Linked DNA regions of Homo sapiens: region 1 is linked to region 2. A link is a contact called in ENCODE Hi-C or POLR2A ChIA-PET data. All regions are on one chromosome and are shown on one strand. The core of a region is the stretch at or near the end of the contact, and the rest is flanking DNA. Distances in the headings are between cores, read along the strand shown. Region 1 overlaps EIF4E2 (eukaryotic translation initiation factor 4E family member 2). Region 2 holds the start of CHRND (cholinergic receptor nicotinic delta subunit).

Region 1 (4,254 bases), core at 1,235-3,734, 42 kb before region 2:
AGATTATAGGCACCTGCCACTATGCCCGGCTAATTTTGTATTTTTGGTAGAGATGGGGTTTCACCATGTTGGCCAGGCTGGTCTCCTGACCTTGTGATCTGCCCACCTCGAGCTCCCAAAGTGCTAGGATTACAGGCGTGAGCCACCTCGCCCGGCCTCCTTGGAATTCTTAAGTCTCAGTAGCAGCTGTTCCTTGGCTCAAACCAAGTCATATCCATGGAAGAGCCACAAGGAATAGAAGAAAGCAGAAATAGTTCTGACTTTTGTTCATATTGACAAGGATCAGAAGGGTCTCAAGGTCAGTTTGGTGCTTCTAATCAACTCTTACTCTGGGAGGTGACATCAAGCCTATCCCCTGGAGCAGTTACAATACAGCTGAAATTAAAGTTAATGTATGTAACAATTTTTGAAGGCAAGAGGGAAAGAGCCAGAGAAGGTAATTCTTTGACAAATACTAAAAACGTAGAGAATGGGCCTTTCCATATTCCAGCAAATCTCTCATTTTATAGGTACTTCAACCAATTTTGGATATGTAATAAACAAAGATGCAATGACACAAACACCCCTAGAATACTGAGCCCACAGTGCTAATCCTAATAGGTGTTATGCAGGATCTTGGGCCACATGGAGATCAGAGGTAAGTCAGGATGGTACAAGCACAGGGTATCACTGCCAAAGTGGAACAGCCACTCTGGAAAACTCAACCTTAAGTCCACAGACACTTTCACAGATCCTCTCAGGCAGGCTGACCCAGTGTTTGCAAAAAAATGATTGTTTATTATGTTTTTGGTGGTAGCTCCTAAGAAAACCTAAAGTAGCATGAGGCTTGCTGAAACTCTACATGCAGGTTAGGGGCCTAAAGGCCAAGCTGCAGCACATACAAGCCAAAGCCACAAAGCACACAAGGGGTCCGTACGTGCTACGGTCAGATATCCTACAGAGCAAACTCACACGGGATGAAGACGTTTCCCCTACCCCAGATCCTGATGTGCAGTAACACCGGGCCCAGGAGAAAGGGAAGGGCTGTAACCCTGAGATCTTGCAAGCAGGGCTGACTCAAAGAGGAAGATGACCTGGCTCTAAAGGGAAAGCAGAAGGGAGAAGGCTGGAAAAGAGCTGTGGCTTGGGCAGCTTTGGCACCAGCGAGAAAACCCCATTAGCACAAAGCAAGGAAGCTATATACACACAGCCACACAGACAGAAGCAGGGATTTACCTCCAAGCAAGAGATTTCTTTGAAGTAAAGGCGAATGGAAGTCAGCGAAGCAAAGGCCAAGGATCCCCCTTTCCAACCTGAACAGACTTTCAAGCTGAATTCTATATCAGAAATCACTCTGTTCTGGTCATCGGTGTGACTAGATGGGAACTCAAATTTAAGTACCAGAAAATGGGGTCTTATTTTCTAAGCTAGATGTCACCTTATTATGTCAGGCCTCAGCAGTCCTGGAACAAAATACCACATGACACTACACAATGGGCTTATGGAAATGAGGCTGCATTCCCCGGATGGCCCTCCATGGAAAAGTCTGTGCCATCCCTTAATATGGTGACAGTCAGTCCGAAAGGCCACATCTTTGATGCACCATAAAGAGCAAGAGCATGAGACAAGCTAGTTTAGCACCATTTATTAAGTGATCTCAGCTGTTGTTGTAGCTGCTGCGTGTCAGCCTGTTCTTAAAACATAAAATGCTCTTCCAATTCCTCTTGTCCAGGACAGAAGGATCTTCCAGGTAGCACGCCAACAGAACAAGAGACTCCGATGACGCCAGCTTCAATGATGGTGCCATCCAGAGAGGGAGAGGGTCATGGCACATTCAACCGCGGCTTCCAGAGGTTTTGAAAAAGGAGCCTTTGGGGGCCCAGCCTGCCTGGCATTCTAGTGGAAGTGCAAAAGGTTGGCTCATTGGGAGAGGAAAGAGAGGGGGACGCAAGGGAAAGTAGCATCTGGGTCTCAAAGAGGGTTGGTCTTCTGGTCTCTACAGCTACAGGGCTGAAGTCCCAGAGGCAGACCTCTGGATAAAGCAGAGAGCAGCAGGCCAGTCTTTCTAGCAGACTAAGGCAAAAAGCCCACAGGCTCTCCTAAACTCTGTAAGGACGTGTACATATGTTTCTGTAAAAGTCACGAAGAACTGCCTTATGGTATTAGAAAGGGAGAAGAGCAGAGAAGGGGAGAATTGATGAAAAATACCTCTTTCCCTCTCCTATCCAGGTAAAAAGCTTATTTTGGGGGTAAGTGGGAGTAGGGGATATTCAGAAACCTTGAAAACGAGAATCCTAGAAACAGGTGTAGATCTCTCCAGCCTGGACTGAACGTGGCTAGAAGTCAGAAACTACTTCTATCCCAGAATAGAGAATAAGAAAAATGTGCCCAGAGTAAAGCAATGCTAACACAGGACTGCTAAGGCAAGCAACCACAGCCATGGCTGGCTAATAACTGTTCGTGACTATGATGAGTCATGCCAGCCGTTTGATCATGGACCAACGCCCATAGCAGTGTTCCCACTTAAAAACTGGCACTTAGCTGGTTTAAGCCAACTCCACTCCACATTATCTATGAATGCATGGGAAAGAGATTCCCAAATGGTCTGTCTGCTGAACATAATTGCTGGGCTCACTACTAGCCTTCAATAATAACAACATGATGATATTCTTACTAATGATGATGATGATGATAGCAATACTACTACTTGGCCCCGTAAAAGCATTCTCCATCTGAAGACCCTCAGTTAAAGATTAAATCAGCCTCACAATAGCCTTGTTAGATAAAGTACTGTCTCCCACTTTACAGATGGAGAAACTGAAGCAAAGTTGCAAAGACACTTGTCAAAGGCACATATTGGTATGGGGCCATATGAGAGAACTAAACCTAAGAGTCCTAACTCTTAGCTGGCTAGCTCTCCCTCCAGCTTTGAGACAATCTGACAGCCACTCCCCACACTTTTTCACAATAGCCTGAGCTTACTTCTGACACTCAATCACTGAGGAGCAAGCCTAACAGTGATTCTCACTGTGGACAGAGAGCTCTATTTCCCTGAGTCCTAGGGAGATTGCCAAGCTTATTTTCCCTGTGGCCTTCATGCTTCCCTTTGATTCTGCTCTCTCACACACACACTATCCCCCTTCTTCTAAGAGTCAGCTCTATACACAAGGAAATGGAGTCATTCCTGATAAGTAGTCAGTATCCCAGGACAAAGAAAATAGACTGAAGCTAACAAGTTAAAAAGACATGCAGAAGTGGGGTGAGGGTGGGCAGGGTGAAATTATCTTAAAAAACAGCAAGAAAAAGAAAAGCACTTGTCTTTCATTTTAAGATAGTGGTTAGCATATGAAAGACAAGACAGCCTGTAGAAATTAAGCAAGCCCAGGTAGTACAACTGGGTTTCTGCAGATGGGCTCTCTCTGCTACAAAGCACCTGGTAGTATAGGTGGCAGGGAGCCTCGCTGACAAAGAACTGCAGCAAGTAGCCAGAAGCCCTAGAGGGAAGGCCTGGTCTGTCCCTTCTCCACAAGTAAGTCTCCTGTCCGGCCATATTCCTCTGGGCCCAACTACAGATCTACTTATACTAAGCTTAGGGACACGTCCTCCCATAACCCCCCAACACGTACTTGATGCTGTCGGTGTGAGTTTTGTATTCCATAATGGTGTTGGGAGGTAGGTTAAGCACTCGCCGAAGTGTGTCCCGGATTCGGGCTGTGGTTGCTTGGTCACTGGCAGTCTTATTCCATATTGAAATAATGTCTTCCTACCAGAGGAACAGAAGGAATCATCAAAGCAAATCAGGGGCAGCGAGGAGAGCAAAGGCAACACAAGAAACCAGCCTGGCTCATGGGTGGCTTACCTGAAAGCGGACAGACACCACAGCCCCACAGATCTCCTCCCCAACCATGAACTGTTCCCCCAGCATGGCCAAAATGAGATTCTCCCAGCAACGGGAGGCCAAGCCCTTCCGCAGCCGAATAATCCACTTGCCACCATTTTTATTTGCATCATCCTGTAAAAAGACAGAAAGCACTGAAGTTAAAATATGGTTTCACAGCCTTTTTTTGTATGAAGGCAGTAAAAAGCCAAGAATCTCTTAAACACTAAGAAGTCATATCACTTTCCAATTATTCAACTCTATAGAAAAACTGATGGTAGGACTAGGGAGAGAAGAAATGGGGAAAAAAAGAAAAACAAGGCTGGGATCCTTGGCATAAGCCATTTATTAAAATGGCTAAACAGACCTTTTAAAAATAATCCCCTTTACTGGAAATA
Region 2 (2,966 bases), core at 1-2,500:
AACTTCTTTCTGTAATTAGACGGTAGGGCCATCCTTCAGGGCCATATCATTCTTTTATCCGCACACATTCACCCACTCTCTCTCTCTCTCTCTCTCTCTTTTTTTTTCCAGGGTCTTGCTCAATTGCCCAGGATGGAGTGCAGTGGCACGAGCTTGGCTCACTGCAACCTGCAACCTCTGCCTCCTGGGTTCAAGCGATTCTCCTGCCTCAGCCTTCCTAGTAGCTGGGATTATAGGCCCACACCATCACACCCGGCTAATTTTTGTATTTTTAGTAGAGATCAGGTTTTACTATGTTGGCCAGGCTGGTCTCGAGCTCCTGACCTCAGGTGATCCACCCACCTGGGCCTCCCAAAGTGCTGGGATTACAGGCATGAGCCACCACACCCAGCCTACATTCACCCACTGTCAATTGGCACCCAGGGAAACCGTGGCATCTGGGCCCTGATCACTCGCAGTCAGGAGTGGGTAGGCCGCCAGGGAGCAGAGAGGACCAGTGGCCTCTGAAGTGTGTCACAGATGGGGCATGCTATGGGTGTGGTTGGGGGACACCGCAGAGCTGACACTGGAGGGGCAGGACAGCAGCCTCTCAGGGCACAGAGCAGCCGCAGCACGTTTCCCAGGAAGGGAGTGGCCATAGGCCAGGTGGGGGCTTCTAGCTTCCTCCATGGCTATCCTGGTACTGGAAAGCCATCCCTGCCCTCCCTCCCAACCCAGCACCGGAGGGCCTCTCACCAGGGAGATGAGGTTGGAGAGTGTGAGGGCCAGGGCAACGTCCACACTCTCCTCTTTGTGTGCCACGGGCCGGAGCTCCTTGTTGTAGCCCTTCTCTTGAAACAGGTGCCGGATCAGCCGCTCCTCCTCGTTCAGCCCCCAGCTGCCTGGGGAGGGTCAGCGACAAGGACTGAATGGGGCCCTGGGCAGGGGACTCAGGAAGGAAGCTGCCCTGAGGTCCTGCTGGACCATGAGGTTGGGATGAGCAGGGGGGAACCCAACCACTCCCTGGGAGTGGGGACCCCAGAAGGCGGCCCCCCACAGGGAGAGATGGCAGAGTGGGAGTGGAGTGAGTGAGGAGCCATGCGGTGTGGGGCCTGGGTAAGCATCACGGGGGACCCCAGGGTGGGGAGGGTGTCTTCCCTTACCACACACCGCCAGGGCAGCCAGCAGCCCCAGTGTCAGCACTGGCCCCTCCATCCCATCCCTCTGACTGGGACGTGCATCTGCCCCTCCTGTCTACAGGGCTGTGGAATGAGGGTGGGCGGGAGAGGGGACAGGTGTTGGGGGAGGAGGGGGTCAACGGGAAGAGGCAGCCGGAAACACAATCTGACACCTCATGGCGGTGGGGGACGGGCCAGCCAGGGCAGGAGCCCAAGGACATGAGGCAAAGATCCCAGGCTGGGACTCCCCGCAGCTCGGAGGCGGGGGGTGGGGAGGGAGGGCCGGGGGGGTGCTGGGCGGAGACGCTGGGCACTGGGGCCAGCGCTGGGCAGCCATGCACGGGGGCGGGGCAACAGGCAGGCCAGCTGCTGCTGCTTCTCAGGAGGCAGGAGATAGGCTCAGATAGGGGCCTTACAGCCCCTTTCCAGCATCTGTTACCCTTGCCAACTGCTTCCAGAGGCAGCCCTGCCTGGGCCCCACCCCTGAGACTGAATGTCCACCCACCAGGTCCCATCCCAAGAAAGCTCCAGAGTTGTTTCCGTGTATTATAAATAACATTTATTAAAGCAGCTGTGATTCTCTGATTGTAAACCTGGGAAGACACGGGGGGCCCAGGACCCCCACCCCATCCCACCCACACACACCCAGCCACTGGGGCAGCGACAGTTTGTCATTATGCTCCCGAACCCCTCTCAGCCCCTGGGAGCAGTAGGTCCTCCCCAGGGGCTGGGGGCCCAGACATGGCTCAGGGTTGCCTGGCGGGGGGTACCTGAGGGTTGAGTGGGTGGTGCCCCTTCCTCTCCAGCCCGGGCCCCTGCCCTACATCCATCCAGGGTCCCTCGGGCTCCCCTTCTGCCAGGGCAGCCACGCGGAAGGCCTGCAGGGCCTGCACCAGCAGCCGGGGGAGGCTGCGAGCCAGTGTGGCCGGCTCCAGGCCCACCAGGCCGCTGAAGGCCACATGCCGGCCCCCCAAGCCTGCCCGCACCCAGGCTCTGAAAAGCCCGGTCAGTGTCTTGGAGCCCAGATCTGCCAGGACCTACAGATGGAGGAGTGGGGATCAGGGGCCCAGAAACTCACTCCTGAGTTGAAACCCCAGAGGTCACCCCCTCTCCCCCTGGGCCCCAGAAACTCTCACCTAGACCTGGAAACCCTGCTCATTTCCCGCTCATGTGGACACTCCCACCCACCCCTCTACTCACTCTCCCCACCACCACCCCCAGTGGCCTGGCTCACACTCCGCAGGCCCCACTCCCTTCCCCTCGGACCCTCTACCTACCCCCAGAGCTGGGGCAGAGGCGACCCCAGGCTGCTGGGAGGGTATCTGGGCTGGGCCCTCTGCATCTTCCCTGGGCTGGGTCTCAGCCTTCCCAGGCCATCGTGAAGGAGTCTGGAAGCCTGGGGACCTACCTCATGAAAGTTCATGGCCAGGTGCTCCGAGGGGACCTGCAGGATCCAGGCATGGGCCCCCTGCAGGGCAGCCAACTTCTGTCGCAGGGGCTCCAGCCCAGGGCAGCCTGGAGGAAGAGGAGAGGCCCCGGGAATAATGAACGGTTGCGGTATGGAACTGGGGGTGGCACTCCCACCAGCACCTCAGGATGGCCTCCCAGGGGACACACTTATCCTCTTATGCTATAGGTGGGGAAACTGAGGCTCGGAGAAGTTAAGCAGTAACACCAGGCAAAGCATCTCTGTTTGACACTGATGAGAGCTAAAACCACAAGTACTCCAAAAGAGTCATACGCTCTATGGCGGGGAGGGGAGAACGAGTCCACCCTGTTGCCCCATGGGGTAAGCCCTTTCCGGAGCTG

The links. A loop is a pair of places that touch in the nucleus more often than their neighbours do. ChIA-PET counts read pairs that join two places held with the same protein, here RNA polymerase II (POLR2A). Pooled maps may share reads with other maps.
Region 1: a loop to region 2 is called in a map of psoas muscle, with 5 times the contacts of the local background. The contact joins the enhancer-like site here to the promoter of CHRND in region 2. A Hi-C loop is called at or near these places in 4 of 168 maps with a recorded cell type or tissue (CD4-positive, alpha-beta memory T cell, endothelial cell of umbilical vein, gastrocnemius medialis and 1 more) and 8 of 50 pooled maps. POLR2A ChIA-PET finds 5 or more read pairs at or near these places in 13 of 52 experiments (A549, CD8-positive, alpha-beta T cell, GM12878 and 9 more).

Annotation. Positions count from the first base shown.
Region 1 is chr2:232,566,566-232,570,819 of GRCh38, reverse strand. It overlaps EIF4E2 (eukaryotic translation initiation factor 4E family member 2), which reads right to left. Exons shown (of 7, transcript NM_004846.4): 5 at 3,839-3,991; 6 at 3,606-3,742; 7 at 1,610-1,875. The coding sequence ends at 1,803. Among named protein-coding and RNA genes, the nearest start is that of EIF4E2, 18 kb to the right of the region's middle. RefSeq lists an enhancer at 1,723-2,922. Within about 2 kb of position 2,484, at least 4 of the 41 ENCODE cell types and tissues checked have a DNase peak (open chromatin) inside an H3K27ac peak, as active enhancers do; they include psoas muscle, where a contact is called at or near this core.
Region 2 is chr2:232,524,444-232,527,409 of GRCh38, reverse strand. It overlaps CHRND (cholinergic receptor nicotinic delta subunit), which reads right to left and starts at 1,250. Exons shown (of 12, transcript NM_000751.3): 1 at 1,143-1,250; 2 at 736-881; 3 at 1-9. The coding sequence starts at 1,194. It overlaps PRSS56 (serine protease 56), which reads right to left. Exons shown (of 13, transcript NM_001195129.2): 12 at 2,566-2,672; 13 at 1,694-2,194. The coding sequence ends at 1,904. RefSeq lists an enhancer at 501-1,154.